2 separate regions of the Mus musculus genome follow, and region 1 is linked to region 2. Evidence: chromatin loops called from intact Hi-C (ENCODE). Cell type or tissue: gastrocnemius. All regions are shown on one strand. Links, peaks and the distances in the headings refer to the core of each region. The heading gives the core; the rest is flanking DNA.

The links. Peaks named below come from ENCODE experiments on the same cell type or tissue, not always from the same donor. Only the 100,000 strongest peaks of a DNase experiment are listed, where the experiment ranks them.
Region 1: it touches region 2 in a loop (4-fold over the local background); 2 of 42 quality-filtered maps call a loop at or near these places.

The regions. Positions count from the first base shown.
Region 1 is chr1:75,145,170-75,161,428 of GRCm38, forward strand. It overlaps Retreg2 (reticulophagy regulator family member 2), which reads left to right. Exons shown (of 9, transcript NM_170755.2): 7 at 90-184; 8 at 511-646; 9 at 1,261-2,740. The coding sequence ends at 1,886. Among named protein-coding and RNA genes, the nearest start is that of Retreg2, 11 kb to the left of the region's middle. In gastrocnemius, for the core only: no CTCF peak of the experiment used is centred there; no DNase peak of the experiment used is centred there.
Region 2 is chr1:74,928,315-74,944,573 of GRCm38, forward strand. Cfap65 (cilia and flagella associated protein 65) reads right to left here and starts at 7,285. Exons shown (of 33, transcript NM_001039495.1): 1 at 7,207-7,285; 2 at 4,756-4,924; 3 at 3,530-3,714; 4 at 941-1,043; 5 at 20-186. The coding sequence starts at 4,884. In gastrocnemius, for the core only: no CTCF peak of the experiment used is centred there; a DNase peak (open chromatin) is centred at 7,302.

The DNA.
Region 1 (16,259 bases), core at 3,127-11,126, 220 kb after region 2:
GTCCTGGAATTGAAATCATTTCTACTTCCTTAGCCATATTTGTCACCACCGTTATCTCCGCTCATTATTGCCTGATTGCCCTTCTCTAGAGCGCCAAGGGAAGAGTGCACCCCCAGCAGGAGATGAGCCACTGGCGGAAACAGAGAGTGAAAGCGAGGCAGAGTTGGCTGGCTTCTCTCCAGTGGTGAGGTCCAGGGAAGATGGGATGTCAAATAGAAGGCCGAAGGGAAGTTGGGTATTGTGGTGCACACATGTAATCCTATTTGAGAGGAGGAAGCAGAAGGATCAAGAATTCAAAATCAGCCTGGTTTTTGTTATGAGCTTGACATCAGCCTGGACCACATAAGACCTCCTATGTCCAAAAAAAAAAAAAATGAAAAAGGCAAAGGGGTCAAGAATGTGTCTGCTTTAGAGTTAGAGCTACCAGTTCTCAAGTAGTTGGGAACCAGAAGGCTTGGGGGTAAAGTGTGCTTATCCCAGTATGTTGGATTCATCCTGGTTCTCTTGCAGGTGGATGTGAAGAAAACAGCCCTGGCCTTGGCTATTACAGACTCTGAGCTGTCAGATGAGGAGGCCTCTATCTTAGAGAGCGGCGGTTTCTCTGTATCTCGGGCCACCACTCCACAACTGACAGATGTTTCTGAAGGTATGAGCAGTCTTTTGCCTCTCTTTTATCTTCCTGCTCCCCAATACTGGGTTGTTGACAGCTGTGTTCTCTGAGTTCCAAAAATGCTTCCTGAGTTCCTGTATTCTCTAATTCTACCCTAAGCACCCAAGAACCTTAGTTCCATCCTCTTGCTTTGCTTTGTAGTATTTTTAGATCTTTTTATTTTATGTGTATGAGTATTTGGCCTGCATAATGTGTGTACACCATATGCATGCCTGGTGCCTGCAGAAGTCAGACGAGGGCATCTGATCCCCTGGAACTGGAGTTGCGGTTGGTTGTGAGCCACCATATAGGTGCTGGGAATTGAACCTGGGTCCTCTGCAGGAGCAGCAAGTGCTCTTAACCACTAAGCCATCTCTTCAGCTCTGCTTTGCTTTTTGAGAAAGGCTCTTAGTCTAGGCTTGCTTCGAACTCTCTTTGTAGCAGAAGATGACCAGAACTCCTGGTCCCTCCTCCCTACACCTTCCAAATGCTGGGATTACAATAGATATGTGCCACAGGGCCTGGCCTCCCAAGTTATGTACATGAACTTACTGACTTTTGTGGCCAGTTAGAGAAAAGAGCTCATTCTTAACCCTCTATTCTCTGCACAGATTTGGACCAGCAGAGCCTGCCAAGTGAGCCAGAAGAGGCTCTGAACCGAGAGCTGGGGGAGGGGGAAGAGACAGAGCTGGCCTCTCCTGAAGACCTGCTAAGTGCGCCTCCAGCCCTCTCAAAGCAAGCTTTGGACACCGAAGAGGAGGGGGCTGCAGACAAGGAAGCCTTGCTTCAGCTCTCATCCCCTCTTCACTTTGTGAATACGCACTTCAATGGGGCAGGGTCCCCCCAAGATGGAGTGAAATGCCCTCCTGGTGCACCAGTGAAGACCCTGAGCCCAGAGGCAGTGAGTGGTGACCTAATGGCTCCATCCAGCACCCTCTCACCCCAACTTTGCCTTGCTGAAAGTGGTCCAGTTACCCCCCTCTCTCCCTCTGTGCTCCCATCCCTTCCCCAGGACTCACCTCAACCCCTGGCTGCTCCTGAGGAGGAAGAGGCACTCACAACTGAGGACTTTGAGTTGCTGGATCAGGGGGAGCTGGAGCAACTGAATGCAGAGCTGGGCTTGGGACCAGAGATGCCTCCAAAGCCCCCTGATGTTCTGCCTCCTCCTCCCCTGGGGGCAGACAGCCATTCCCTGGTACAGTCAGACCAAGAGGCTCATGCAGAGGTTGAGCCATGAGCCATGGCAGAATGAGCTGCAGGCATACTAGGGCTTCCTAACTAGGCATGTCACATTTTCTCCTCTCCCTGTCACTCTGGGGAGAGGCACTATGTGGAAAAGCTGGCTGTCAGATGGAAGCCAGCCCACTCTGCCTGCCTGCCTGCCTGCCTGCCTGCTGTCCTGGGACCTGGTATAGTACCTGTGCCTAGGATTGGTTTTATGTCTGTAAATACTTTTCCATCTGAGTTAGTGGATGTGATGAAGGCTAGGGGCATCCTTCCGTAGCCTGCAGTTGCTTCCCTGCCTCATCCCTTGTCATTCTACTGTGTCCTAAGCCCTGGTGGTCGACCTTTTCTTTTTCTTCCTATCCTCAGGGACCTGTGCTGCTCCACCCTCGTGTCCCACTTGGTTGTTTAGTTGAGGCACTTTATAATTTTCTCTACTGTCCCACACTCCCGTTGGCTTTATTTCCCTGCTGTCTCCTGTCCTTTGCAGCGTGACCCCCACTCTTTGCCAACTCCTCCTTCCCACAGGCACTGGCCAAGCTTTAGGGCAGGTTCTCTTCTGAGGGAACTGGGTGGTGTCAGGCCAGCAGTGCTGTGCTTGGGTCACTGTCGCCTTGAACCTACACTGTACCCTTGTCCAGCTCAGCACTCATGATGCAGGACAGCAGGGTCCCCTAGCACTTTGCCAGCACTGAGGATGGCATGTTCTCTTCTCTTTTGGAGGCGAGGGACTTCCCTTCTGTATTAGGGGAGAAGAACAGAACCTACTCGTCTGGACCACAGTTGAGACTCCCTGCTAGGGTGTAAAGTGGATAGTAAGATCTGTGTAGGTGTTAACTGGAAAAATAAACTGTTGATTGGCTAGAACTGCTGCCTGTCTGCCTGCTTGTCTCCCTGTGAGCCACCTCCCATACTGCACTCTGTCCCCTCCTCACCCAGCACTGCCTCTCTTGGCTATTTTCCTTGTAAACAGCCAGAGGCAGGGATTATCCTGACAACCCTACCTGCTTCTCGGTCATACAAAGTGAGATTTAGCATGTGTGAATACATTACATGCAGGAGGAAATTGCCCTGTCTTCCCAGTCAGTGGGACATGGAGTCATGATAACCGTGCCTTTAATACTGTTTCTGTAAGTCATGTATCTACATGCTCACAACTCAATCTTAATTGTCTGTAGTAGGACAACTAACCAGCAGTGGTTATATAAGTTGGTTAAATATTTATATAAACTGGTTAAAGGCCAAGAGACTAGTATCCAAGATTTTTTAAAAGTATATGTTCTTGGCACTGTTCTTATTTATTTATTTATTTATTTATTTATTTATTTATTTATTTATTTCAGAGACAGGATCTCTCCGTGTAGTTCTGACTGGCCTGAAACACAGATCTGCCTGCCTCTGCCTCCAGAGTGCTGGGATTAAAGGTGTGCACCACCCCCTAGCTTATCTATGTGATTTTTATATACTAGTGTTTAACATGGGGCTGTTCATCAACTTTTAAAATGAATTGTCTTATTACTGAACAATAGTAGCTCACATTTGTAATCCAAGCACTTGTGGGGCTGAGGCAGGGAGATTGAGAGCTTCAGGCTGGCCTTGTTTACTGAGAGAGAAGACATTAGCTCAAAACAAAAGCCCACCACAATTAAAATAACTACTATCGACTCCATTTTTTTTTTTTAAGCACAGCTTAATTCCCTGAGGGCCACGCAGGCTGAATGAATGGAGCCATGATTCAAACCCAGTGAGTGATGCCAGCAAACACTGGAAGCTCCAATGGTGGGCACAGGCAGGAAGAAGCTTGGAACTGGAAAAACCAATCCAGCATCCTAGCTTTGTGGAAAGTGGACTCTTGGCTGCCCTTCTACTTTGGTGAACAGCGCAGAACAGAATAAATAGTTTGCTTAGTGAGTTCACTGTCCTCAACCTTTAGCTTCGGGTACAATGTAGCATGGTAATTGTCTTTGAAGATGACGTCTATACAGGTGTATCCTGATGTATCCCAGAAGTAAGAGACATTTCCTGAGAATCAGCAGTAAGTGAGGCCTGCTTCTATGCTGTTGAAGGAACATGAACTAATGCAGACATTTCCGTTTCTGAAGAAGTTTGGATTTAGAACTGAAACCCTGTAGCTGGATCAAAATATCAAAGTAGGTCAGCAGTCTGTGTTACCCCTTCACATTCACCATTGTCTGATGGTTTCTGCGGGTTTTGTTGGTGATGATTTTCACTATCAGATGTCTTGACCAGTTTGTGCTCACCAATGAAAAGCCTGAGAAGAAAAGCTTTTCCAGAGTAAAAGAAAAATGAGCAGAAATGTGAAACCCATTATTAGCACACACACACACACACACACACACACACACGCTCCTAGCACCCAGGAGGGGAAAGACTAAGGGACTGAGGATAGATTGAGGCCACCCTGAGCTATATAAAAGAACCTAACCCTTTAGAAAGGAAGGAAGGAAGGAAGGAAGGAAGGAAGGAAGGAAGGAAGGAAGGAAGGGCGAAAGGGCTACCAGAGGATGGCTTTGTGTATTGTGCTTATTGGCAAATTAGCAGACTTTGAGGTACCCAAGAGAAGACTACCAGAGGTTGGATATCAGAGGCAGAATTCTTGAAGGAACTGGGACTGTTTAGTCCAAAAATACTTAGTTGGGTTATACCAACAGCCTTCAGAGTTTTTTGTCAGAAAGACTTCAGAAGGCAGAAATTAATTATTTGGTTATGGATAGATAAAAATGCTAGATAAAAATTTAGTTTTCTGGCAAACAAAACAGAATGGTCTGAGGAGGATGGGGGAGCCACAGGTCGGTTGTGTTTTGTTTTCTGACACAGTGTCTCATTATGTAGCCCAAGCTAGCCTCTAACTCCTGGTTTTCCAGCCACAGCCTATGGAGGGCTGATATTACAGATGTTCAACACAAAATGGCAAAGAACAGACAAGATTAGTGATTTTAGCGTGGGGTGGGCAGAACAAGAGCTCTCCCGCTGAACAACAACATCTCCCAAATGATCTTTAACGTTACAGTGGTTCTAAGAATATTAACATCATGGAGGGAACGTTGTCCTCTCCTTTCCGTGACCAAGTATAGCAGTGGGTCTTACCCTGCAGAATGCTGCTACCCTTTAATGGAGTCCCTCATGGTGTGCTCCTAACTATAAAGTATTTTTCATTGCCACTTCATAACTAATTTTGCTGCTGCTATGAATTGTAACTATTTTGCAGATAGAGCTTTGCCAAAGGGGTTGCGATCCACAGATTGAGAACCACAGCACTAAAGTCAGCTTTCTCCACCTTAAAAATGAGCATATCACCGGGCAGTGGTGGTGCATGCCTTTAATTCCAGCACTTGGGAGGCAGAGGCAGGCAGATTTCTGAGTTGGAGGCCAACCTTGTCTACAGAGTGAGTTCCAGGACAGCCAGGGCTACACAGAGAAACCCTGTCTCGGGAAAGAAAAAATATATATATATGTATATATGTGTACATATATATGTGTACATATATATGTATATATGTGTATATATATATATGTACATATATATATGCATATCATTGTGTATCACTGGTCCATTCACCATTGTGTTCTGCTCATTCATCCTGGACAGTTCAGTTCAGATTATATATATTCTGAAATTCAGTTTATATATTTTCCTCTATTTTGTTCCCGAAACTGAGCCAAGGGCCCCACAAGTACAAACAAGACTTAGCAGCACACTCCTCGTAGCCCACTTTATTCTGAGTGCTGGTTATGTGGAAGTTGCAGTTATGAGCATTTGTTGGGTCATCTAATTTTGTGTCACACTTGCTGTGGTCTGAATGTTGATGCCTCCCTGCTTCAAGTCCATTTTTGTTGATATTTTGATGATAATGAGCATCTTCATCTGGATAATTTATAAACAGAATTTTAATTCTCATGATTTTGGAAACTGGGGAGTCTTTAGACCAAGGATCCAACAGATTCATTGTCTGGTGAAGGCTAATCTACTTCCAGGATAGGATTAACAGCTGTGCCTTCCAGAGAAGTAGATAGGATTCACTCTGTGGCTGTCCTTACATGACAGAAGGAAGAAAGGGATGAATAGCAATTTTGCATTCATTTTATGAAATCATGAATTCCATTCATAGGATTTTCATCCTTATGAATTACTTTCTGAAGACCCCATGTCTCATACTATCACATTAGCAATTAGATTATTTTCTTGTAGGTTTTACTGTCTTAGGCCTTGGTTATTTTATTAACCAATACAGACAAGGTAAAGACTTCATATATTGTTGGACTTAGCCCTGGAGTAGAAACTGTAGGACAGTGATTGATGAGTGTAGTCCTTGGTGCTCAAAATGTTTTAGGATATTGATTAAGTTTCAATAGATGAAATCAGGGACAATTATATTCATTCATAGCATCCCTCAAAATTCCTATGTTGAATTTAATCCCCAGCCAATTATGAGAGTACACACCTGTGACCCCAGCATTTGGGGACACACAGAAGATGACCACCACAAATTTGGAACCAACCTGGTCAACATAGTTTCAGATCAGCTAGGGCTACAGTATCCCCAATGTGAAAGTAGCAGGTTATGAAGGGTAGATACTTTTTGGTGCTGGGGTTGAAACATTGTTACATGTATTCCAGGCTGCCTCAAATTTATAGAGAGACAAGGATGACTTTGGATTTCCTGGTCTTCTTGTTTCTACCTGCCAAATGCTGGAATTATGGGTATGTGCCACTTTAGAAAAGAATTTTTTGAGACAGGGTCTCACTGTGTAGCTTTGGCTGACCTAGAACTTTACATGTAGACAAAGTTTGTAAACACACAGAGATCTACCTATCTCTGCCTCCCAAGTGCTAGGATTAAAAGTAAGTGTAACTTCCAGCTACTTTATAAAATGAAAAACATTGAGATGACAAAGTAGTTTGGCAGGTTAATGTGTGTTGGAGTAAAAATTAATTGATTTGCCCAAGCCTGACAACATGAGTTCAATCCCTCGAACATAGATGGATGGATGGATGGATGGATGGATGGATGGATGGATGGATGGATGGATAGATAGATAGATAGATAGATAGATAGATAGATAGATAGATAGATAGATAGATAGATAGATAGATGAGTAGATAGATAGATAGATAGATAGATAGATAGATAGATAGATAGATAGATAGATAGATAGATGAGTAGATAGATAGATAGATAGATAGATAGATAGATAGATAGATAGATAGATAGATAGATAGATAGATGGATTTGGTGGGGTTCACCTATAATTCCAGAATCCCTACAGTGAGAGGGGGGACAAGGACATGAGAATCACACAGAAACCTGTAGGCAGGCTAGCCTGGAGTAAGGATCACAGCAGAAACGAGAAACACTACCTCAAAGACTGAAAGAAAGAACCAACTGCAAAGCTTGTCCTCTAACCTCCATGTGGCCATGGCATGTATATATGGCACTCACTCACACATACACAAACACACAATTATAGTGAGGATAATAATGCATTACAAAGTAAATGATGAACATTTTGCTTTAAGAATGAGTTATCAAGGCTGGAAATGTGAGTAGTGTTTGCCTAGCATGCTTAAAGCTGTTGGGTGAGTCTGCAAGCTTAAAATCCTAGCACTCAAGAGGCAGAAGCAGGAGAGTCAAAAGTTTCAAGTCAGGCTAGAGACATGGTTCCATGGTTTAGAAAATTCTTTTCTAAAGTGGCACATACCCATAATTCCAGCATTTGGCAGGGTAGAAACAAGAAGACCAGGAAATTCAAAGCCATCCTTGTCTCTATATAAGTTTGAGGCAGCCTGGGATACATGTAACAATGTTTCAACCCCAGCACCAAAAAGTATCTACCCTTCATAACCTGCTACTTTCACATTGGGGATACTGTAGCCCTAGCTGATCTGGAACTCACTATATTGACCAGGTTGGTTCCAGATTTGTGGTGGTCATCTTCTGTGTGTCCCCAAATGCTGGGGTCACAGGTGTGTACTCTCATAATTGGCTGGGGATTAAATTCAACATAGGTTAAGCCCACTGCTGCTCTTCCAGAGAACACAGATTTAATTCTCAGCATCCACATGGCAGTTCAAAACTATCTGTGACTCCAATTCTAGAAGATCTAATGCCCAGTCACAGACATACATATAAGCAAGATAAACATATGCATAAAATCAAACTTTAATAAAAAGGTAAAGTCATCCTTGGCTATATAGGAAGTTTGGGGCCAGCTTGGGATATAGTATACCCTGTGTATAAAGAAAGAAACAAGCTAAACTAAGTGGGTAGGATGGGAATAGTATTGCATGGTAGAATACTTGCTTAGTATATTCAAGACTTGACTCCCAGCATCATGCCAGGTAACTATGTTTCTCACTGTAAAGATAAGAAAAGTGTGGAGACTCTAGCAAAAATCACTGTGCTCTTTTGTCTGTCCATCTGCAGCACCTGGTATCCACTGGCACTGGGATGTGGGCCCTGGTAGAATAATTCCAGTTTGGATTTTTTTTTTTTTTTTTTTGTCGTTGGTGGTGGTGGTAGCATTTTTTGCCTCCTGACTGCTGTTTTTAATTTTTATGGGTGTATGTGTGTGTGATGTAGGTGCATACTGCTGTGGTGCAGATATGAAGGCCAGAGGACAACTTTTAGGAGTTGGTACTCGAGACCCCTAAAAAGACTCATGACTCATCCATTTTTTTGTTTTTGTTGTTTGGTTTTTTGTTTTTCTTTTTCTCTTTAGAAAAATGTTGGGTTGTAGTGGTGTCACACACCTTTAATCCTAACATTCAGGAAGCAGAAGCAGGCCAACTTAGAAAACCTTGTCACAAAAAAAAACAAAAAACAAAAAAGAAGAAGGAAGGAAGGAAGGGAGGGAGGGAAGGATGGATGATATCTACTGTATAGCTTTTTTTTTAAAAAAAATTATCATACCAAATAATATGTTTTATATGGTTTTCTACTTTTGTTTTCTGAGACAGGGTTTCCTCTGTGTAGCCCTGGCTGTCCTAGAACCCACCCTGTAGACCAGATTAGACTCAAACTCACAGAGAGACTTGTCTCTTCTTCCGGAGTGCTGAGATTAAAGGCGTGTGCCACCACCATCTGGCTCATTGTGACATTTTAATACAGGTATACTATTTACCTTGGCTCATGTTCCCTTCTCCATTACCCAAAAAACACACACAAACATACACATACACACGTACAAGAGAGAGAGAGACAGAGAGACAAAGACAAAGAGAGTCAGAGAGTCAGAGAGAGAGACTTGCTTCTAGTTGGCAGAGGATTAAGGGTGCTCACTTTATGAATGGGTTAATCCATTGCTGACACCATAGCTCAATGACTATTGGGGTGAAACTGAGTTGGAGGACTATGTCCCTGGGGGAGGTGGGGCTTTGGAGAGTATACACTCTTGCCCCAGACCCTTCCTCTCTTTTCTCTGCTTCCACCTGGCAAGAGATAAGCAGCTTTGCTTAATCATGTCTTCTTCACCTTAGTGCACTGTCTTAAAACAAGCAATGGGGAGAGGGACTGTGGACTCAAACCTAGACAGCCCAGAGCCAAAGGAAGCTTTCTACTTCAAAGCTGTTTCTCTGGGTTATTTTGTCACAGTGAAGAAAGACTGACTAGCACAAAAACCATACTGATAATTATATATTTCTGATGAAAGAATATCCTCAGACAGCAGAGTTTTAAAAATCTAACACACAGGAGCAAGAAACTAAAAATAAAGGTAAGCAGAAAAGAAAGTTTTTATATGAAAAAAATAAGATCACAGAAATGAGAAATTCAGATGAATGGCTACAACATAAACTTGAGAAAATAATTTTGAAAACAACAGATATATAAAGTGGGTATAGTATTCCCCATCTATAATCTTAGCACTTGGGAAATAGAGGCAGGAAGATTAGAAGTGCAGAGTCATCCTCAGCAGCATAAAAAGTTTGAAGGCATGAGACCTGGTCTCCAGTCATGGGGGACTAGAGGGAGGAAGTAGGGAGGCAGGATGGGTGAGAGGTCATTGAGATGCACCTGGCCCTCATGGTGGGCTTTGGGCCCCACTTCCATTTCACTGTAACATTAGAAAGGTGAAGGTCAGCTTCATCACTCCTAGTCAGAATGGAAACTCTCTAGCCCTGCGTGGAGACGTGACATCCTGATCTGCCCCAAGGATTAGAACATTACATACTATTGATTCCTTGCTTAAGAGTTAATCCAACTGTGTCTGTCAATCACCTGGCCAGGAGTCCACCCCACAGGAAATCTAATACACCTGCACACGAGCTAAGGCTGTGAAGAGTAATTATCTCTTTCCTTTCTGTTACTGACCAAAGCCCAGGCATCCTTTCCAAAGGCTGTTGGCTTTTCCTTTCTCTGAAGCCACCCATCCCTTCTGCCATGGGCCACTTGCCCACCGCCAGTATAGAAGGTTTAACTCTTTTCTACATCCCGCTTCTGGGCAGAGGTCAGGCTCTATAGCTTGACTGCCTGTTGTTTCTCTCTCAAACACAAATAAAATTGTCCTTAGCCTCCCTTCTGAGTCTGTTAATTCTTTATTTTAATTAAATTCTAACTTTTATGATTGTATGTGTGTGTCGGGCGTGTATATAAGTACCCTACACGCAAGCAGAGATCTGTGGAGGTCAGATTCCTCTGACCTGGAAGATCCCTGGAAGTTGAGTTGCAGGCATTTCTGAGTTGATCAATATGGGTGCTGGGAACCAAACTTGGGTCCTCTAAAAGAGCATTAAGTGCTTTTAAGTGCCAAGCTATCTCTTCAGGCCCCAGGGTCAACATTTGTTGGAAACCCCCGTGACAATATCCATTAATCTTTAAGTCTGTTTAGGTCCATGGAAAAAAACTTGTAGTATCCAGTCTGGTGCATTGGCCTGGGTCCAGGAAAAAAGACAGGCTGTGGTGTCTCCTTCTGCCTACACTCCCTCTAACTAACTCTACAGAGAATGCTAGTCCTCCTGCCTTTTCTCGGGGTTTGAGGGTGCAACCACGTGGCTGTCCAGATAAGGAAGGAGTCTGAGGACCTAACTGTTCCTTCAACAAGACTTTGCTCTGATTTATATATGGTTTATCCATTCTGAAATTTATATTGAGAGTCAATCCTCACTAATGAGTATTGGCTTGGTGGTAAAGTATTTGCCTAGCTATCACAGTATCAGAAAAAAAATCTAATCTCCTTATGAGATATCAATAGTGGTCAAGTGGGACATTTAAGAGATCAGTGGGGCTGTAATGAATTGTCTCAAGATTGGTTCAGTTACAAAATCCTGTGTGGCTAAGCCTCTCTGGCATTTCTGACTCTTGCAGTCTTGGAGTTCCGTCAGCAAGGAGGTCCGTATCACATGTGGGTCCCTTGCCTTGTACTAGAACTGTGAACCAAACGATGTGCCACGTGCCTGTAACCTCAGTATTCAGAATGCTGAAGCAGGATTACAAGGTTTAGATCATCTTGGGATATATAGTAAGATCCTGGTTCAACAAACAACTCAATTTTTCAAGAGCACTGACTGTTCTTCCGAAGGTCCTGAGTTCAAATCCCAGCAACCACATGGTGGCTCACAACCACCAGTAATGAGATCTGACGCCCTCTTCTGGTGTGTCTGAAGACAGCAACAGTGTACTTATTTAGAGTAATAAATAAATCTTTAAAAAAAAAAGAAAGAAAAAAAAAAGAATACAGAACCAAAGATAATTTAAAGACCTGGGTTTAGCCTGGTGTGGTGGCACATGCTTTTAGTCCCAGCACTTGGAGGCAAAAGCAATCCAACCTCTGAGTTCGAGGCCAGCCTGATCTACAAAGAAAGTTCTAGGACAGTCAGAGCTAAACAGACAGCTAAACTCTGTCTTGAAAATCAAAATAAAAAAATCTGAGCTGGGCGTGGTGGCGCACGCCTTTAATCCCAGCACTTAGGAGGCAGAGGCAGGTGGATTTCTGAGTTCAAGGCCAGCCTGGTCTACCAAGGGAGTTCCAGGACAGCCAGGGCTATACAGAGAAACCCTGTCTTGAAAAAACAGAAACCAAAAACAAACAAACAAACAAAAAATCTGGGTTCAGATTTGTTTTAAGCAAATAATTTAATCCCTCTTACTCTCAGCTTGAGCAGAATCAGGACCGAGGCAGTCTTGCTGGTAATTCTCACTTTGACCTTGTCTGCTTTAAGCCCACTGAAGCTGAAATTAGAGTTATCTGGCCATGACTGTACTTAATAACTTTTAGTGGTGCCAATGTCTGCTATTCCACAAGGCTATGTCTCATTAGTGTGGCTAACACTGCTGCTGGATAAAGCTGTTTAGCAGGTTCAGGTAGGCTTTGTTGATCTATAAAAGACTTAGCACAGCTCAATTTGATAATTGATATCTCCTGAAACAGCCATGTAAGTTGCAAATTGTTATTAGATTTCCTTCAGCATTCTCCTTTATTTGGGAACCAAGGAAACTACATCCGAGCTTTGTGTTGGGAGAACTGAGACTGGTTCGTCCGGCCTTCTCTGTGAAACTAAGGGACATAATACCAGACAGTGATAATGACTAACAACAGCTGTGTGGATGGTAACAGGTTAGTAGGGAAAACAGTATCTAAGATGTTGATAATGCCAGCCTATTTTGTTGAGGTAAATTCACTATGGCAATTTAAATATTTGTCAGGTGGTGGCCCATACCTTTAATCCAGTACTTGGGAGGCAGAGGCAAGCAGATCTTTGAGTTTGAGGCCAGCCTGGTCTATAGAGTGAGTTCTAGGACAGCCAGGACTACACAAAGAAACCCTGCCTCAAAACAAACAAAATTTTACTATATTCTAGGTGGAGGCCTAATGTGTACCTCAGTGGCAAAGTGCTTGTGCAGCACGTGTAAGGCTTCCTTCCATAGCCAACATTACCAACGTCAAACAAAAGCCATCAAACCATTCGGATCCATGTTCAAGAGAGAACCCCCAAAATCATCAGGCTCTCTCTCTTTCTTTCTCTCTCTCAAAATATCTCTCTCTCCCTCCCTCCCTCCCTCCCTTCCTCCCTCCCTCCCTCCCTCCCTCCTCCCCTCTGAGTTCTCAAACCCTTTAGTCATTGAGAGTGGGAATGAGGAATGATATAGAGTTCACTTTGTTTCTTCTGTCCCCCACCAAAGTTCCTCTAACTGGAAACTTACAATTCTAAAACCACTGATGAACATAGTATGAAAAATAAAAACTATAGCTCCTGAAACTATGTGATTATAGTTTCACTTGGAAATAATAAGTTAAGTTCACTTGTTAAGTGGCTAGGGCCAGGCAGTGGTGGCACATGCCTTTAATGCCAGCATTCACAAAGCATAGGCAGTTGTATCTCTTGAGTTAGAGGTCAGTATGGTCTACAGCGTGAATTCCAGGACAGGACAGCCAAGGCTACACAGAGAATCCCTGAAAGAAAGAAAGAAAGAAAGAAAGAAAGAAAGAAAGAAAGAAAGAAAGAAAGAAAGAAAGAAAGAGAGAGAAAGGAAGGAAAAGGAAAGAAAAGAAAAGAAAAGAAAGGAAATAAAACAAAATTAAGAAGTTAGGGATACATCTCAGTGGTAGAGGGTGTGCTTAGCATGCCCAAGGGCTAGGTTCCGTCCTAAATAAATTCATGAGTGAATAAATGAATCATCCTCAAAGAAAATTAATTCCATGAACTGAATATACATACATACTATGTATAGACTGGTGTTGGTGGGGCTCAAACCCAAGACCTAACTTAATGTTCGGCAAGTATTCTACTACTGACTGATATTCTTAGCGCTAGTCAATGGACTATTAATACAGCACATTATATGCAGGGCCTTCCCAGAAGTTGGGTGTTTACTTTCAGAGCTTAGCAACAGCTCTACAGCTCCCATTAAAACCACCAGGATAGCCAGGCAGTGGTGCCGCACACCTTTAATCCCAACACTTGGGAGGCAGAGGCAGGCAGATTTCTGAATTTGTGACCATCCAGGTCTACAGAGTGAGTTCCAGGACAGTTGGGACTACACAGAGAAACCCTGTCTGGAAAAACAAACAAATGACAGAAAAACAAAAAACAAAAAACCAGCAGGATGTAGACAGTAAGCCACTAAAGAGTTCTGACTTGGCAAACACTCATTTTTATTAAGATAAGCTACCATAACAGCTGATATCTAAAAGAAAGTTAGAAGTTGCAAAATACAGAGACTTACTAACAAGGACATTATTCACTTCTGTACCAAGAGTGCAGATTACTGTCTGGGGTTAGTCACCTTTACTTCCACTTTTCCTGACTACTTGTTCTACCATCTTCAGGGAAGTGGCTTGTCCACTTGCTGTTTTGTTTGTTAATTTGTTTACAAGGCTGAGTGCTGGATGTCACAAGTAATTTTGAAGCAGAAACATTTTTTCATCGAAATGCATAGTAAGAACTGGATATGGTAGTCCAAGCCTATACGGCCAGCACTTGAGGTTTGCCACAAATCTAAGGCTAGTCTGGGCTTCATAGCATGGCTATTCCAAACAAAGCAAACAAACAAACAAACAAAACTGAGCTGAGCAACAGTGCTCTCCTTGAACTCCACCACTTCAGAGACAGAGGAAGGTAGAACTCTGGGAGTTCAAGACCAGGTCTTGAACAGGCCTACATGGTAAGTTCCAGGCTTGCCAGGGTTACAGTGAGATAGTCTGTAGCAAAACTAAGCAACAAGGTTAAAGCTCTAATTCACTCTGTACTGCCTAAAACTGCGCATGTCCAGAGTCTCGTGCCTGTAATGCCAGCACTGGGGAGGTAGAGGCAGCTCAGGAGCTCGAGGTCATTATTGGCTACACACAGAGAGAGCTTACAGGCAACTGGGCTACAATAAGACCCTATCTCAAAACAAAACAACCACATCCACATTTTAACATTTGAATCATTAATAAGGAATACAAAAATTCTCAACCTTTCCTGGAAATAAGTCTTGAAGTTACTAGGTTATAAAGTCAATTGATTAATATTCAAGACAAATGAAAGCTCAGAAATGCATTTGGAGTTAATGCCTCTTCAGGGCTACATAGGAATGGCCTTATCAATTTGTGCAGAGTAAACCGCTTTTATCAGTAGGGGGTTGTCAGTCACCCACACTCTAACATTTACACTTTCTAAGAGGGACAGATGAAAGTAAAGTGGTTTACTAGGAAAGCTACTAGTGGCATCTTTTAAAAAGAAGGAGGTCGGAAACAAAAAACAACAAAAAAGAAAAAAAGAAAGAAAGAGAAGAAGGGGATTAACATGGTTGTCTTTTTTAAAGTTTATTTTATTTTATTTTATTTTATTTTATTTTATTTACTCATGTGATGTTCAGGGGGAATGAGGGTAGTTTAATTGGCTTACAGAAGTTATCCCAAAAGCCAGGTGGTGGTGACGCACGCCTTTGATTCCAGCACTTGAGAGGCAAGCCAGGCAGATTTCTGAGTTCGAGGCGAGACTGGTCTATAGAGTGAGTTCCAGGACAGCCAGGGCTATACAGAGAAACCCTGTCTTGAAAACAAAACAAAACAAAAAAAACAAAGAGAAAGAAAAAAAAAGAAGTTAGCCCCACCCCCAATTTTAGATTGCAAACTATTAATGGGATGGTGGGTGTTTTAGGCTTACTATTACTGTGATGAAACACCATGACCAAAAGCAACTTGTGGAGGAAAGGGCTTATTTTACTCACAATTCTGTTTAGTCAAGCACTCAAGTGAAGCAGGAACCTGGAGGCAAGAGCTGATGCAGACAGAAACCATAGTGGGGTGCTGCTTACTGGCTTGCTCATCATGGCTCAGCCTGCTTTCTTACAGGAGCAAGGACCACCGGCCCAGGGACAGTGTGGTTTGCCATGGGCTGGGCCCTGCCCTATCAACCTAGATCTTAGGGCAGCATTTTCTCAATTGAAGTCTTCTTGTCATATGAATCTAGCTTGTGCCAAGTTGATATAGAATTAACCACCACAGTGGGATGAAAAGATTCATATTATAATGCAACCAGCATCTTTTAAAAAGCAAATAGAATGGAATAGAATATCAAATGTAAAAAAAAAAAAAAAAAAAAAAAAAAAAGGAGCAATGAGGGCTGGAGAGATGGCTCAGTGGTTAAGAGCCCCAACTGCTCTTCTGAAGGTCCTGAGTTCAAGTCCCACATGGTGGCTCACAACCATCCATAATGAGATCTGACGCCCTCTTCTGGTGCATCTGAAGACAGCTACAGAGCTATAGTGTACTTAGATATAATAATAAATAAATCTTTTTTTAAAAGGAGCAATGAAGTAATAAGCATATTAAAACATAAGGGCAAGTCTTAACTTTGCTCGTCAGTGTGTCTCTGTCTGAGAACATGTGCATATGCATATTGGATATAAAATGCAGGTTTAGCCGGGCGTGGTGGCACACGCCT
Region 2 (16,259 bases), core at 2,757-10,756:
TACTTCAGGACCTTCTCACCCCACATTGTTCAGACAGAACCAAGTCTCCACTGTGTCCCCAAGGGCACACATGGGCAGTTGCAGAGATGATGGGCAGTCTAGCTTGTAGCAAGGCAAGGTGGCCTTCAGGGTCACACAGAACACCCCCTCTTCTTTTTCAAACCACAACTGGTCTGTGTATTCCTTCTGCAGGACAGGAGGTAGAGGAAGAGACAGTTACCAGTGAGTGGTGTTCAGGTAAGAGTCAGGACATTCCACTTCTGCTAAGCCACCCCTCCAATGAATCCCTAGCAGGAAGACTGACCATATCAGAATTTCATGAATGCTTATGGCCCCTGAGGGGAAAAAAGCCACTTTTGTGGGAAACAAGGAATTCTGAGGAGCCAGATTCAACAGCATACCCCTGTGATTGCAGCTGCTCAAGAACCTGAGGCAGGAGGATTCCCTTGAGCCTAGAAGTTCCAGGATAACCTGGGCATCGTGAGGCTATAACTCAATATAATGAGCTTCAAAGACAGAAAGTTTTACAAGAAACATTCTGAGGAACCTTGCAGAGAGTAAGTGCCTAACGAATCAAGAGCTTTCTGGTGATAATTACAGCCCTTCTGACCCCATGCCCAATAGGAAACAGCCTTTTATTGAACAAGATCAAGGGAGGGTCTTCCTAAGCTGTAGATTTTTTTTTTAATTTATTTTTTGTTTGTTTGTTTGGTTATTTTTCTGAGACAGGATCTCACTTTGTAGCCTTGACTACAAACCAGGATGCAGTTATGCAGACCAGGATGGCATTAAACTCAGAGAGATCAGCTTGCTTCTGCTTCCCAAACACAGGATGTACCGGTGTGTGTGGAAATCCCCGCTGTTCAAACCGTCCTCCCATTCTGAGGTCTCGGATCTTTTGCCCTCCCCCACACTGCATTGCTTGTTGGGCTGACCTTACCGCTTCTAGAGGTCGGAAGACAATGGGAAGTGTGAGCGTTATGCCTGGGCTCAGGAAGATGGGCTGTGGAATGATAGTGAAGAAGAACTTGGTCTTGGGAGGCCTGCAGAGAAGAGCCAGGTGGTAAGAACGTCTGAGCCAGGATCAGAACCACCAGAGGAAGCCGGAGGATGGAAGTCACTCTTTAAGGGGTCAGATTGTAAGGGGACCTATGTCTTCCTTCTCCTTGTAATTTTATTTTTTGAGACACGGTCTCATGTGACCCAGGCTGGCCTTGAACTCCATATATAGCCAAATGTGACCTCTGCCTTCTAATCTGAATCTACCTCCCTAGTGCTGGGATTACAGGCATGGTCCACTGCATCCAGTTTTCACAGTGTTGGAGATCAAATACAGGTTTTTACATGCTAGGCAGTCTACCAAATAGACTATCCTCAGGTCCTTTGCCATTATACACACATGTATATATACACATATACACATATTCATATACACAGTTCCTTTGTTTGCTTAGAGACAGGGTCTCATATAGCACAGGCTGGCCTCAAACTTGCTGCATGAAGCCTTGAACTCCTTCTGATTCCCCAAGCATGTGCCACCACGCCTGGTTCCCTGCTCCTTCACTCCTACAGTTATTCACAGCAAGACTCCTGTCTCTGCTGAAGATGATGATCATGGAGAGAGCCAGGCGTGGACAATGATGTGGACAATGACTGCACCAATGGCCTGGTGAGTGTGGGTGGAACAAACACCATAGAAAATGCAACATACAAAACCAACCCAAAAATTAGTCAATCAACTTTATGGTCACGCCACCCGAAAACCATTGAAGAAATGGAAAAGGGTAGGCAAGAATGTTCCATAAAGGAAACACTGGAACAGGTGGGTCGTAGCAAATACTGCCTAGCACTGGAGGAAAGACATTCCAGTCTTTCCTCTTCAAGATAACACAGAAACACTCCCTAACACTGTCTTTGTAACAACTATATATTATTACCAAAACCTATCAGAGGCAGAACAAAAACTAGACTAAACTTAGTCAGAAACAAGTATTAGGAGGAGAGGGGGAAGAGGAGGAAGAGGAGGGAGAGGAGGAGGGGGAAAAGGAGGGGAAGGAGGAGTCGGAGTCAGAAAAAGAATATAACAATGTTGGAATTATCCTGATATTCATGATTAGTCTAATTCAGAAAGTCAGTTCATATAATTTACCATATGAACAAAATAGGGAAAAGACAAAACAAATGATACCTCAATTCAAAAATGTTAGGGACTGGAGAGATGATTCACTAGTTGAGGTCATTTGCTGCTCCTTCAGAGGATCCAAGTTTGGTTCCTAGCACCCACATGGTAGCTCACAACTGCCTGTAACTTCACCTCTAGGAGATACAACACCCCCCCCCCCGACCTTTCTGGACTCAAGGTCACCCACATACATTACATATGCATGTATGTATATACACAGAGGCATACACACACATGCAGATAAATAAAAATAAGTCTTAAAAAAACGTTTGAAAATATTGGAAAACCTAGCCAATCATGGTGGCTCATATTTGTAATTCCATCACCTGAGAGTCTGAGATAAGAGGACTGCTACAAGTTCTTGGCCAGGCAGGCCTATATTATAAGATCCTATCTCAAAACAAACAAAAAAGTCAACAATCTTCAAAAAAAAAAAAACCCTATCAACCAACAAATGATGACAACAACTTTAAAGCACATCACATATACCTGGGCACAGTGACACATACCTATCATGCCAGCACTTGAGAACCAGATGTAGAGCGACTCGGTACTGTAATGTGTCATTTCCCAAGTTCATTCATTTGTGTGTGCAGCCAAATCCTAATGTCGCGCACCAAAAATTGGCTATATGTGTATTGAGCTGAGTTTAAGATTTTGTCAAAGTTCAAGGGGATAAGAGCAATGAGTAATCTTGAGAAGATGGAGGACTTACATGATCAAGCTTACTTCAGACTTGACTACTTAACCCCAGGATTCTACTGGTAGACCTGGAGCACAGATCATATTCCAGCTAGAGATCTACACAGTTCGGCAGTCAGTATCATAGGGGAGAGCATCCACTGGAGCACACCAGTGCCAAGAATGGGGCTGAGAAAACGGCACATTCAGCTGAGGAAATATATCATCAGGCCATTCACAAAAAGCAATTACATATACATAAAAGAACATTTTGAAAGGTTCTTTAGAAAAACAGGAATACTGGAGGTGTGTATACAGAGAGACAATTTGTGTTTAAAAAGAAAAGGTTACAAAAAAAGCAAATCATATTCTTTCCTTTAAAGTCCATAAGGTAAATTGGACTGGATTGCTAAAAAGATGCCAACACATGTGGCAAATTCATTTGGGAAAAGCAAGAAAGTCATTAGAACAGGAGGCAGCATAGTTGTTCTCTGCAAGTAAGAAGGCCCCACGATGTGGGCTCCGGTTAGGATTCTTCACACTGTACATGTTTTGAGTGTTCTTCTGACTTGGTGACCTTTTAAAGGTTGTTTTGTTTTCTTTTTAAGAAGAACCCACCTTGGGGGCTTGTGGGCTCAGGTGGCCCCTGGTCCCTCATTCTGGTACCTGTACTTCATCTTCTGGGTTTTCAGGGAGAGGTTTTTCAGAACCAGGGTTCTTGTGGTCTCCTTTCCCAGCTCCCAGCCTTTCCAGTGCAGCTTCTCGGCGACCTCGATGCCCCAGATCACCCTCTTTTTCACATCATTTTGCCTCCTTATGAGGCATATTTTCCTGTCCAGGGGATCTACAAGCTGTTCAGGTGGCATAAAAGGAGAAGAAGTCGAGACTTAGGAAACAGACCAAGATCTCGCAGCTTCATCCTGCTTTTAGCACTTATGGGGTGATGAAAGTCCCTCACCCTTGGGCATGGCATTGCAGGATATATGATCACAATGTGAACCCCAAGATTGTGTTGTTTATTGGACAAACCTATTTCTAGCTGTGGTGTGGCTCAGCCTTAGCACACACCTTTAATTCCCCTGGCTGGAATACAGACGCGGCCTTAGTACATATCTTTAATCCCAAACAATGAAGGTAAAGTTTGTAGAAGGAAGAACTCACATTTAAAAGTGCTGCCTAATTCAGTAGCAGACAAAGCGACAAATCAGAGAAAATATTTGACAGACTAGGATATGCCCAACTCTCACGAGAAGAGAGGGGAAAGAGAAGCCACTTGAGGGACAGTGTAGAAGGTGGGGACAGTTTTTTGGGAACAGTTATAGAGAGACAGGTTGCAGAGAGAGAACAAGCTAGATCCAGGTGAAGACAGGAGGAGCCAGAGAATGAGAAGGATCCAGAAGTTTAGAACAGATTGCCAGAGTTAGTTTGAGGTTAAGCAGAGCAAGCCAGGAGAAGCTGAAAGAATCCAGTTTGAATCAGTCAGTGTGGAGAGAAGTTAAAGCCAGAATAGCTGGGTTGAACCAGCCAGACAGAGATCAGAAAGAACTAGAAAGGGTGAGCTTATTCAGCAGCAAGTCTCAGAGGCTGGAGACATTCTAGGCTTAGGTTGTACAGAGGCTACAAGCTTCCAAGACGAGGCCCAGGTTAGCAGACTGAGGCAGTAAACCTTTGAGATGACAATTACCTTAGGGGGAATAAAAGTTACCTTCACAGAACCATATGGGAACCATAGTTCCCAGCACTCAGGTCTGCCCAGGGCTCCATCTAGGGAGGGTGAGTGCCAGAGTGTATATGGGAAAGTCTGTCCCCCAGACGTTCACCCTATTGTACTGTGACCATGGCCCCCACTTGGTCTTGCCACACTTGATCCACCACCCCAGCCATACCCTCACCTGGGTGGTGACACTGCTACTTCCCAGTGTGCTGGCACTCAGGCACAAATCTTCATTCACAGTGTTCATTGTACAGTCACAGTTCTCCCTGGTCCTCGTGATGTGGCATTGGTTTTTCTGGATGAGCATCTAGCAAAGCCAAAAATCCCTACCAGATCAGCAGACGAGTCTGGAGTTGAGAGGAGCAGAGGAGGAAGTGAGAAAGAGAGTTGGTAAAGAAGACTCTTCCTAGTTGAGATGGAGGAGGAGTTTGCTCTCTGTTTTGACAAGTGCTATTGCTATGAGGTGGCGCCTTGAGGCACGAGGCTGAACAAAAGGCCCAGAGCTTTGCTCAGTGGCCTAAAGTACCACTCCAGAAACCACATGGAGGAGGGATTTTGGAATAAGGCTGGTGTAGCCCTTTTCTTCCATGACTACACGTGTTTTAGTTTGCTTTCTATTGCTGTCACAGACACTATGACCAAAAGCAACTTGGAAGAGCAAAGGGTTAATCTTCTCTTACAACTCTCGGGAAAGTCAGGGCAGGAATTGAAGACAGGGACCTGGAGGCAGGAACAGTAGAGGAACACTGCTTACTGGCTTGTTCTCCACAGTCTGTTCAACTTGCTATTTGGTTGGTTTGTTTGACTTTGTTTGTTTTTAGACATAGCCTCACTAAGTAGCTTCGGCTGGACTTGAACTCTCAGAGATCCCATTGCCTCTGCCTCCCAAGTGCTGGGATTAAAGGTGTGCACCACCACACCCAGCAGTGCATCTAATTCTTTTTAATTTAAATTTTTATTTGTGCGTGCATGTGTGTGTGTGTGTGTGTGTGTGTGTGTGTATGTGTGTGTGTGTGTGTGTGTGTGTGTGTGTGTGTGTGTGTGTGTGTGTTTGCCACATGCAGGTGGTACTGGTGGAAGCCAGAGGGGGTATTTGATTCCCTGGCTCTAGAGTTAGAGGCAGTTGTGAGTCACCCAATATGTGTATGCTGAGAATGAATATCTTAAGCACTGAATTTTCTCTCCAGTCCAGCACATCTTATATTCACAGTTTATCTCAATTCAGACCACCCAGATTTCAAGTGCTCAATAGTTAAAGTTGCCTAGTAGCTACTACACTGGACAGCAAAGCTGTAATACTTATTTTTGAACTTATTTCTATATTTCACATTGTTTAGTATTTTTTTTCACTTCTTTAAGTAAGATTGTCCATATCCCAAATAGTATCAATTTGACTAACAATCCAGACAGTATTGTGAGGTTTTCAACAGATATTTTAATCCCTACAGTTGTTTATCGTTACATGTGATTTGCCTTCTTTTCCTTGTTTTTCTTTTGAGACAAGGTTTCTCTGTGTAGCCCTGGCTGTCCTGGAACTAGATCTACAGACTAGGTTAGTCTCAAACTCTGAGATCCACTTGCCTCTGTCTTCCAAGCGCTGGGATTAAAGACATGAACCATCATGATTGGCCATGACTTGCTTTTAATTTAACCTAAAACATCTCCTTCTTCAAGTTGGTGGTTAATTAAGGTCCCCATGTTATAATGTAACAATCTCATGATTACCTTTAGCAGTTTACACATTTCCCAAAGACAATCTCATTCTCTCTCCACCAGCCAGAGAAACCCTCTGTTGGCTCATTTGTTCCTAGAAGGTTCTCTAACACTGGAGGAAACCATTTCAAGTTACTGTCCTCATCCCATGCATTCCCTCACAGAGCATTTACCAAACAGGTCTGATACAGCAGGTACTTGTACAAAACAAGCTTCCTACCTCCAAATGTAAAGTGGGTGTTCAGACAGAACCCAAGAAATGCAAGCTGCGGGTGGGGAGGAGAGCTGTTACTTTTCTGTCCTTGGATAGCTTTAGGTCCTGTCCCTAGTCCCTGATCTCTCAGACATCAGGGGATTCAACAGACAGTCTGCCTTGCCTCTCTGAAAAAGTCCCCACTCAATACACCAATCTATCTCTGAAAGGCTAGAGAAGAGACAAAATAAGGTAGAAAAGTGGTCCAGCCGGGACTTAAGGCAGGAAGCATGGAGCCTTTCCGGGAACAGAGAAGGTCATTTGCAACATTTTGCTGTGAAAAAACGTGCAGTTGTGTGTGTGTGTGTGTGTGTGTGTGTGTGTGTGTGTGTGTGTGTGTGTGTGTGTGTGTTTGGGGGGGGCTTGTTTTAAACCAATTTTCTAGTTTCGGGGGTGGGGGTATTTTATCAGTTTCTTTTATTTGCCTAATTTCTGATCTTAAAATTTTACAAACGACAGGTGAAAAAACCGGGAGTAGGGGTGAGGGTAAGGAGTGGTCAAGTAGAGCTGAGGAAGGAAGCCTTAAAACGAAGGGAACAAAATGTACTTATGGGGCTTCTCAGGGTCTCCTGGCCCCCGCATCTAATTAATCTCGCCCACAACGAAAGGACTTTCTGAAGACCCGCCACGATTTCCTGTAAAAGGGGTTTTTAGTACAGATACCGTTCCTTGTTCCTCTCGCTGGCCTCCAACGTTTAGAACTCATGCAAACGCTGTGCTAACGTCTCCGTAGATACAGGACGCTCGGGACACAGCGTCTTTTGGTATCCCATGGCAACGACGGCAACCCAAAAGAGCCAAGGTTCAGAGAAAGCGAATGAGTCCGTTTCTTTTTGTTTTGTTTTTCTCTTCATTTCATTTCTTTTCCTTTATTTTCTCTCTTTTTTCTTCTTTCCTTTCCTTTTTCTTCTTTTTTCTTTAACTTTCTTTATATATTTTTTTCTTTTTGTGCTAAGAATTAAAGCTTTGATCATCACTAAGCTACACACCCAGTCAATGCCTGCTCAAATTTAATCTCCCTATGTTAAGTATTGAATCCAAGATTTTCCCTGCTGTAGTACCAACTGTGGTCTTTTTCCATTCCAGACAAGGTAAACATGGTTCCCCCAATTTTCATGGTGTCCTGGCAATTACTTTATTTGACCACCTTATTCATAGATTACTGTTGGGCTCAAAAATCATAGATTGCCTGAATGGGAGTCATTCCTAATCTCTTGAAGTAGACTGATCTAGACTCAGAGCCTCATTCCCTATGATCATGATGGTTCATTGAAAACAGCCTCTGGTTATTTCTTACTGCATAGGATTTATAAATGTGCTCCTTCTGCTGCCGAAAGAGAACACCTTTGGCATTTTCTTCCAGATATCTTTTGGTCTGAGACCAAAGAAAATTAACTTGTTTGAAGAGAGACAAAAGTTAATGTATGAAGAAATTCTTTTTTGTCTGTGCACTGGTGTGCACGCTGTGAGAAAGGTATCATTGGATGAAGGCGACGTAGAAAAAGCCAAGAATCTCAAAGTTCATTCTTCGGCAATTAAAGAGTTTTACTGCCTGAACAGTGAACCCATTCCTCCTCAGAATGAAAGGGGTGTGGTGTGGTTATAGAGGGAGAGCTCAGAGAGCTGGAAGCAAACCCAGAAAATAAACGAGCAGTTTGGAGGATTGGGGTTCACTTGTGGGAGGTAGGCGATGGACTGAGGTGACAAAGTGACCTGAGTTGGCTTGAGGGATCACATGAGCGGGGGAGGGCAGGGCTGCTGCAAGGGAGGTCCAGGAGGTCGGTTAAGTCATGCCAGCCCAACTAAGCCTGGAATTCTTTGGGGATTAAGGAACGTGGAACTCAGTGAGTGTCTCGCTGGTTTCTCAGAATCTGAAGGCTGTACTTTGAACGTGATGACGTTGATGCTATTTGGAGCTCCTGTAATGATTTCTCCCTTTTTTTGTTTTTCTTCAAGTTCTTCTTTTTTTTTTTTTAATCAGTCTGACTCAGCTGGACCTTATGGACAAAAAAAGTGGGGGGTATAAATGACAATAAGTGAATGAATGATAATGAATGTAATGGAATAATGAATGATGAAATGATGAATAGAAATGAATAAACAAAATTTTCCTTTTCATACTTATGCCAAAAAAAATTGAGAATACTTATGCAGGATTTGGGGGGGGACCTCAGAGAACCCAATAAGAAAAAACTGATGATAAAGAAGTCAGATTTTTTGAGCCATGTGTTCTTTGGTCTCCTCTCCTGAGGAACCTCTTCCCAGCATCTTTTGATTATATATTGGTGAGTTCTGGGTTAGGACAGTGGAAGGACAGTTTCTTTTGTTATCAGGTGCTGTGGTCTGCGCTTCTCTGGAATTATAACTGGCAGCTCTGAGCAGTAACTTCAGCTGATGTGAGGACTCCTAAGGAGAGGCCCCCACATACTGGACTTTGCTCAGGAAGTTGAGTACCCAGGAAGGCTTGGTTGGGTGCTGGGTGTGAGGAGAGGGAAGCAGACAATGGACTTGCCTTGGAAGTCCCCTTCTCAGTAGCTGAGATAGCTTAGAAGATGCTAGGCATTGGATCTGAGTGGTCATGTCCTCTTTAGGCCCACAGACACAAACGCCATTTGTTTCAAGGCTGTGAATGAAAGTGAATGATTCAGGAAAATTATAAGGACCAAAGTATTGGAAAAAGTAAGGATAGATGAGAGACCTGAGCTCTCTGTCTGAGGCCTGGGGCTGGGGGACAAAGCACACAGTTAGCAATTTGGGCTTTACTGCATACACAATATCCTGTTTCCTTCCTGTATCTTCCTGTATCTTCTCATCAGCTTCCCCTGGAATAGAGAAGATTTCAGACTGGAACCAGACAGGCCTGGGATTAACCTTTGTTAATTTCTGGCTGTAAGGCTTTGAAAAAGTCACGATCTCTCTGACCCTTGATTCCCTTATCTATTTGTTGTGGATAATTTCTTCTCTTTTGTTTATCTGTTGACACAGGTCCTCATTTTATAGACCAGGCTGGCCTCATACTTGAAATCCCCCTGCCCCAGCCTCTAGGGCTATAGGCCTTCAACATGAAGGCTTTATTGATTAATTTCCAAAATGCAGTGTTTCATTGATTAAGCACATGAAAAGGGATGAACGAACACATTCCCCCTCTGATCTCTATACATAAGCCGTGTAGCTTTCTGTGTTCCTTCTACCAGCCTCAGCCTCTCTGCAGTGTACTTGGGAGGGAATATCTTCTTTCCACACCTCCCTCCTCTGTTTCTTCAAGGATGGAGGCTGCTTTTGCTGTGCTGAGGTATGGAAAGCCAAAGACAGTGTACCTAAGTGCCAGGGTTGCTCTGCTGACCAGCCAGCACATCTGTCTATCCCTTGCAGATGAAAGGTCTACCCTTCCAAAACTGAAGGGCATTCGTTACATTTTTCATTGCTATGACAAAACACCTATTAGGAGCAATTTGAACGAAGAAGGATTTGTTTGGGCTTAGCCCAGCATAGTGGAGAAGGCAATGGGAGCTTGTGTCTGGGACGCCTCACATCTTGGCAGATCAGGAAGTAAAAAACAGGGCAGCTGACGTTCTTCAGTCTTCTGGGTTCCTTCTTTCTCTCCTTTTATTCCAGACCATGGAATGATGCCACATTCACAGTAAATCTTCCCTACTCTGCTAATCTCTGTGTCAACACCCTTGTATACAAGCCCAGAGGTATGTCTCTTGAAGGAATCAGTCAAGCTGACAACAGAGATTAACCATTACAGCTGTTGTACGCCAGAAGAACTCAAAGGAAAGGCTTACTCCTTGTCCAGAACCAACTTGTGGGTTTCCACCTTTCCTATGCAAGCCTCCCTCCCAGACAATTTTCTCTCTCCACCTACTCCCTAAACTACCACAGAGTAGAAATCCATGTAGGCCAAGAGTAAGGGAATGGAGAAAAAATTTACATGATATTTCATCTTCCTAGGAAATTCAAGTTCAGGTTCTGGTTCCATCTTTCTCTTTGGTTTTTGTTTGGTTGTTTGTCTGGTGGGTTGGTTGGTGGGTGGGTTGGATGGCTGGTTGGTTTTTTTGTTTTTGTTTTTGATACATGGTTTCTCTGTGTAGCCCTGGCTGTCCTGGAACTTGCTCTGTAGATCAGACTGCCTTTAAACACAGAGAGCTGTCTGGCTCTGCCTCCCAAGTGCATGTGGATTAAAGGCACGTGGCTCCATCTTTCAATAGCTGGAAAATGTGAGACAAATTGTAAAGCCTCTCTTTTTTAATATTTTTTCCAATTTTTTATTAGGTATTTTCTTCATTTACATTTCAAATGCTATCCTGAAAGTCCCCCATACCCTCCCCCCGCTCCCCTCTATTTTTTATTAGATATTTTCTTTATTTACATTTCAAATGCTATCCCAAAAGTTCCCTATACCCCACCCCGCCCTGCTCCCCTACCCACCCACTCCCACTTCTTGGCCCTGGCGTTCCCCTGTACTGGGGCATATAAAGTTTGCAATACCAAGGGACCTCTCTTCCCAATGATGGCCGACTAGGGCATCTTCTGATACATATGCAGCTAAAGACACGAGCTCTGGGGGTACTGGTTAGTTCATATTGTTGTTCCACCTATAGGGTTGCAGACCCCTTCATCTCTTTGGGTAAAGCCTCTCTTTACTCATCTGTAAAATTGAAACGAATGGGAGTTGTATTTAAAACAAAACAAAACAAAACACCTTAGCAAATGGTAAAGTATGGACATTGGATTTCTCAGACCAGACACCAGCTCCTGTGGGCCAAATCAGTGTCCTAGATCCCACATTTTGCCTGGTATTGACTCCTTAGTTCTTTGGTCATGGGATAGAGCCAGAGTATGTAGGGAGAAAACTGAGAAACCAAACTTGACAGTGTGTGGGGCTGTGGGGATGGGTCAGTGGCCAGTAATGCTATACTATACTAGTTTCAACTCAGTGCTGAGAACCAAGTTTTAGCTTACTAGCAACTGTGCACCCAGGTCTTTGTTTCAACATGAAGTCCTTCAAGTCTGAGCTCTGCACTTACTGGTCCTCCTCATTGGCAGAGGGCCCTTCACATTTCACTGTCCTTCCCTTTCTGCCCACGTGGTCTTCTCCTGGCTCTCCAGTTCTATGCTGACTTGAGGCACCAGCACCACGGACAGCTCCAGAAGTCCTGGCCACCACCCCCACCCCCTCCTCTCTCCTTTCTGCTTTCTCGCTTCTTTTCCCTAACCCCAAGTCTCCAGAGTACAAAATGAACCAATAGAGGGTACCCCTGAGAGGACAGGAGAGTGGGGTGTTTAGGAAAGAGCCTGGAGTCATCAAACTAAATATGAATTCAACCCCAGACATTCATTATTATCTACTTCAAACTTCTCCCATTTGGACTCACCATGCTGGTCACCATGCTAGACTGTTCCCTTGAACTGTGCACTTTTACCGTTAAAATATTTTCGGCAGGGTATGTTATCACAGCAACAGGAAAAGAAACTAAGACATCTGGCAACAGAGGAAACTGAACAGCTGTTTCAAAGCTTGTGAATATGAGATACAGGACTTTTAAAAAGAGGACCTGGAGAGGTGGCTTGGTGGGTAAAGAGCACTGGCTGTTCTTCCAAAAGGACTCGAGTTCAATCACGAGAACCTACCTGGTGGTTTATAATTATCTATGCCTTCAGTCCCAGGGGATCTGACACCATCTTTTGGCCTCTATACATGCAGCCCACTCATGCATACACATCCATGCATGTCAAACTTTAAAAATAAGATTTAACAAAAACAAACAACACGACAAAGAAAGAACCATTTCTGATCAAGACCCTTCCTAAAGTAAAGATACACTAACATGACAGCGGGCTTCTTTTGGATGTGAAAGACCTCCTGGACCAAGATGTCAAAAGAGCTCACTTCTGGTTTGTGCACAAGGTTCTGTCTTCATTAAAGTTTTGTTTATCATGCCAGTTTGCATTATTGGTGCTATTAACCTTGATCTCTTTGCTAAAGTGTGTCTGCCAAAATTTTTCAGTATAAACTTGCTACTTTATCTATTCCTTATTAGATTTTAATCCTGTCCACTGTTTGCTCCTTTTAAGATTAAGAGATTAAAACAGTGGGGGCATGGTGGCTCAGCAGGTAAAATGCTCACTGTGCAAGCCTGACAATGGGAGTCTGATACCTAGAATCACCTTAGAATGATGTCCCAAAGGCACCCTCCCATGCTGACAGTTGCTGCGGTCTGCTGTTAGGCCATGGACCAGAGCACCCATTCTAGGTGCAACCAGACAGAAGCCACACAGCTTACTTGTTAGATGTTACTTAGCTCCAGGCCAGATCCTGCCTCTCCTAAGTACAGGGAATAGCAGAGAATCCACGGGTACCTTTTAAGCACACCATCCTTAACTCTACAGCATTTAGGATGTTCCTCCCCAAGGGCCATCTTTTTCTAACAGAGGTATGGCCACCCTTGGACTCCTGGTCCTTTAGTTCATGGGTAGGAGTGTCTTCTTCTTGTACCCCTGAGATGGACTCACCATCTTGCTCTGCTCTTGCATTGATATGAAATCAACTTCACCTCTTCAGACCTTATTTTCTTCGTGTGCGAATGAGGAAGTAATGCTATCCTCACTTGTGTTTAGGACTCGAAGCCCTGGTGTGAATAGTGCGTCTAGCACACCTGACCTATAGGAAAGAAAAGAACACACACAAGATACGTTCTCCCTGGGAAGCTAATTTGTTCATCTCTGAAACGGTTGTGCTCATTCTCCTATTTTGTCTCTCCATGGGATGACAGAGTTTTTGAGAGGGCCGCGGGTAGGATTACAGCAGAGACAAACATGCCTGCACTGGGATAGGAAGGTCCCCGAGTCTCTGCCCATCTCCGGTAGATGCATGAGGTGGATGTGTGCGTGCGAGGCAGTAGGTGTGGCTAAGGGCAGTGCCACACACGGGGCTGGGCTGCTATCTACCCATAGAGGCCTTATCAGATCCAGGCTGGCCAGGTTCAGTCCGAGAAACAAAGAGGCTTTGAGAAGCTGACTGGGGTGTGGGACTTGAGGGCTGAGCCTTAGCAGTTGCAGCCATTCAGAGGCCAGAGGGCACGGGGTGGTGGGAGGTTTATCTGTACAGAGGAATCCTCTGGAGCGAAAAACAGGGCTTGCACTCCCCACCAATGGCCTCCATTGCTAGAATCTGTTCTCTTTGGGCAGTTGTGCTGGGCAGGTCACATAGGCTGTTTACCCTGCCGCTGCCATGGTTCCTAGTTCCCACCCCACATCCTTGTCTCCCTCTGACACCTGTAGAGCCATCCATTATGTCCTTCTGCCCCTGGGGGTGCCATGAACCTCTCTTCCACACACACTAGTTCCTGATGATCCGCTTACCTACCTTTGCCCAAGTAAAGCAGGGCCATAAAGGCCCAGCCTTATTTCTCTGTAATGGAAGGTGCCTATTTCTGTCTCCCAGGTGCTAGACCACCACCTAAAGAGCCGTTGCCTGGCTTTAGCTCTGATAAAAATAGGATCCACCCACTGTCCAAAGCCCCTGACTACGTGCAAGAGGAGAGGAGCGAAACCCACTTGGCTTCCTGTGAGCCATGGCTAGACTGATTCCTAACCAAGAGAGCAAGCGTCAGGAATGGCTTGGGGCAGGTAAATTCAGAGAGGCCTCAGCAGGGACAGGAGTAGGTACCTAATTGCACTGGGTCTCCCATTGAGGGCAGTCTTTCCAGGCAGCTCCAGAAACCCCACAACTAGGAAGTTCTCTAATTTTGCTTCCTGAACCCCAACACTCCAGATCTCACTCTCTCTAGGTTTCTCTCCCTCTTCCCCCAGGACATGTGGACACAGGCATAGCCTGAGTTCCCTCTCCATCCATTTTCAAGGTATAGGGGCTGCAATGGTTCAATTTAAAAATCTGTGTGTCACAAAAGTAGTCATCCAAGTATCACTGCCAAGTGCAAGGTACCTGTAAGAGTAGTTATATTAGGAGGACTCTGCTACTGTGGGATCCTGGGGATAGGTTAGTGACTGCAAGTGGGGTCCCAATGATAGAACGTGTTTGGCCCCTTCTTTTAGCCCTTTTGCCATTTGGCATTTGGCCACTGGCTGGCACAGTACAGAAGCCCTCCCCAGGTGCTAGGACCTTGATAGTAGACACTCAACCTCAAGAACTGTGAGAAGGAAATGACTCCCCCCCCCCCACTAACTACTCTGCCTGTGGTAAGATGGGGGTGGGGTGGAGGTACAGGCAGAGAGAGCAGGAGCCTGGGCTGGGAGAACCAGTTTTCAGAAACAAGGAGGTATAAGTCTGTACCTGAAAACCCTCTCTGGCAGCCGCTGAGGCCAAATGGCTCTTGTGGGTAGGAGAGGTGAAGCCCACGGTTAAAAGCCCCACGCTTCACTTTGGTCCTTTCCTGAATGCTGTGACTCCCCCGGTCTTGCCTTCTGTCTGGTGTTGTTGCTTGAGTATCCACACTCTATCACCAGTTTTCTAACCCCATGGCCAGTTCCCCAGTCCGGGTCACCTACTCTTCCTGCCACTAATGGACACCCTCCTTCCATGTTGCCCCTGCTAATGTCTCTTCCACACAGAAGCCAGGGGATCTTTTAGAAACTCAGATCATGAGCCCCACCCTGTTTTAAACCCTCCGGGGCCCTTGCATTGACTCCGGGCCCTTTTCCCTGACTCCTGCTACCTTAGTGATAAAGATGATGGTCACCATTACCATTATTATCAATTTAACTTAAAATTTTTTTTGTTTTCTCACCTTCTCCCTGATCTGTGTCCCCCTCCTCCTCTCTTCTTCACCTTCTCCGTCTCCCTCTATCCTCCATGACCTGGAGGGCCATCCATATTCTCCCACTGTCATGATAACCTGATCTACCAGATAGAAAGTCTACCAGGAAAGAATGAGAAAGAAAATGGACAAAGACATCATTACCTACCGCCACCTCCTATTTCTCATTATATGAGAAAGCCCATGACAATGGTGGGCCAGAGAAGGGTACGCACTAGAAGGATACAAATTCCTTGCGGCGTCCTCTTCAGTGCATTGCCATTTGGAAAATGACACACAGTATTGTTATAAGCATTAAAAAGGCTGCAAGTGTAATGTCTAGAAAACTACATAGCAATGGTCTTCATGAGATGTCAGCCTATGGGGACATATGGCACAGACACCCCCCTCCCAAGCAATGATTATTTGTTGGGTTGCTTGCTTGTTTATTTTGTGTCAAGGTGTTGTTTTGTAGCCCTGCCTGGCCCAGAACTTGTAACAATCCTCCTGCCTTTGCCTCCCCAGTGCTAGAATTATGGCCATGGACCACCATACCCAACCAAAGACGTTTGTGTTTTGTCTTGAAAAGGGATCTCACGACATAGTCCAGACCGACCTCCAATTCATGATCCTCCTGCCTCAGCCTCGCTGGGACTATAGGTATGTGACAGCTTATCTGGCTAAGGAACATTGATTTGTATTGTTTTTCTGATCTCCCTGCTTTTCCCTGGACATCATTGCCTACTGCTCAGTTGTGCAGGAAAATGTGCCTTAGGTTGGAGGAACTGAAAATGAAGGATGCTATTCTGTCTTGGCAACAAACTGGGTCTTCTCTAAACATAGCAACACTGGTGTGCTTTGGATAGGAAATGTCCCCTCTCCCATGAAAGCCTTGTCCCAGATAGTAGCACTAACATCTTCAATGAGCTTATAACTGAACAGGCTGTGAGAAGGTGG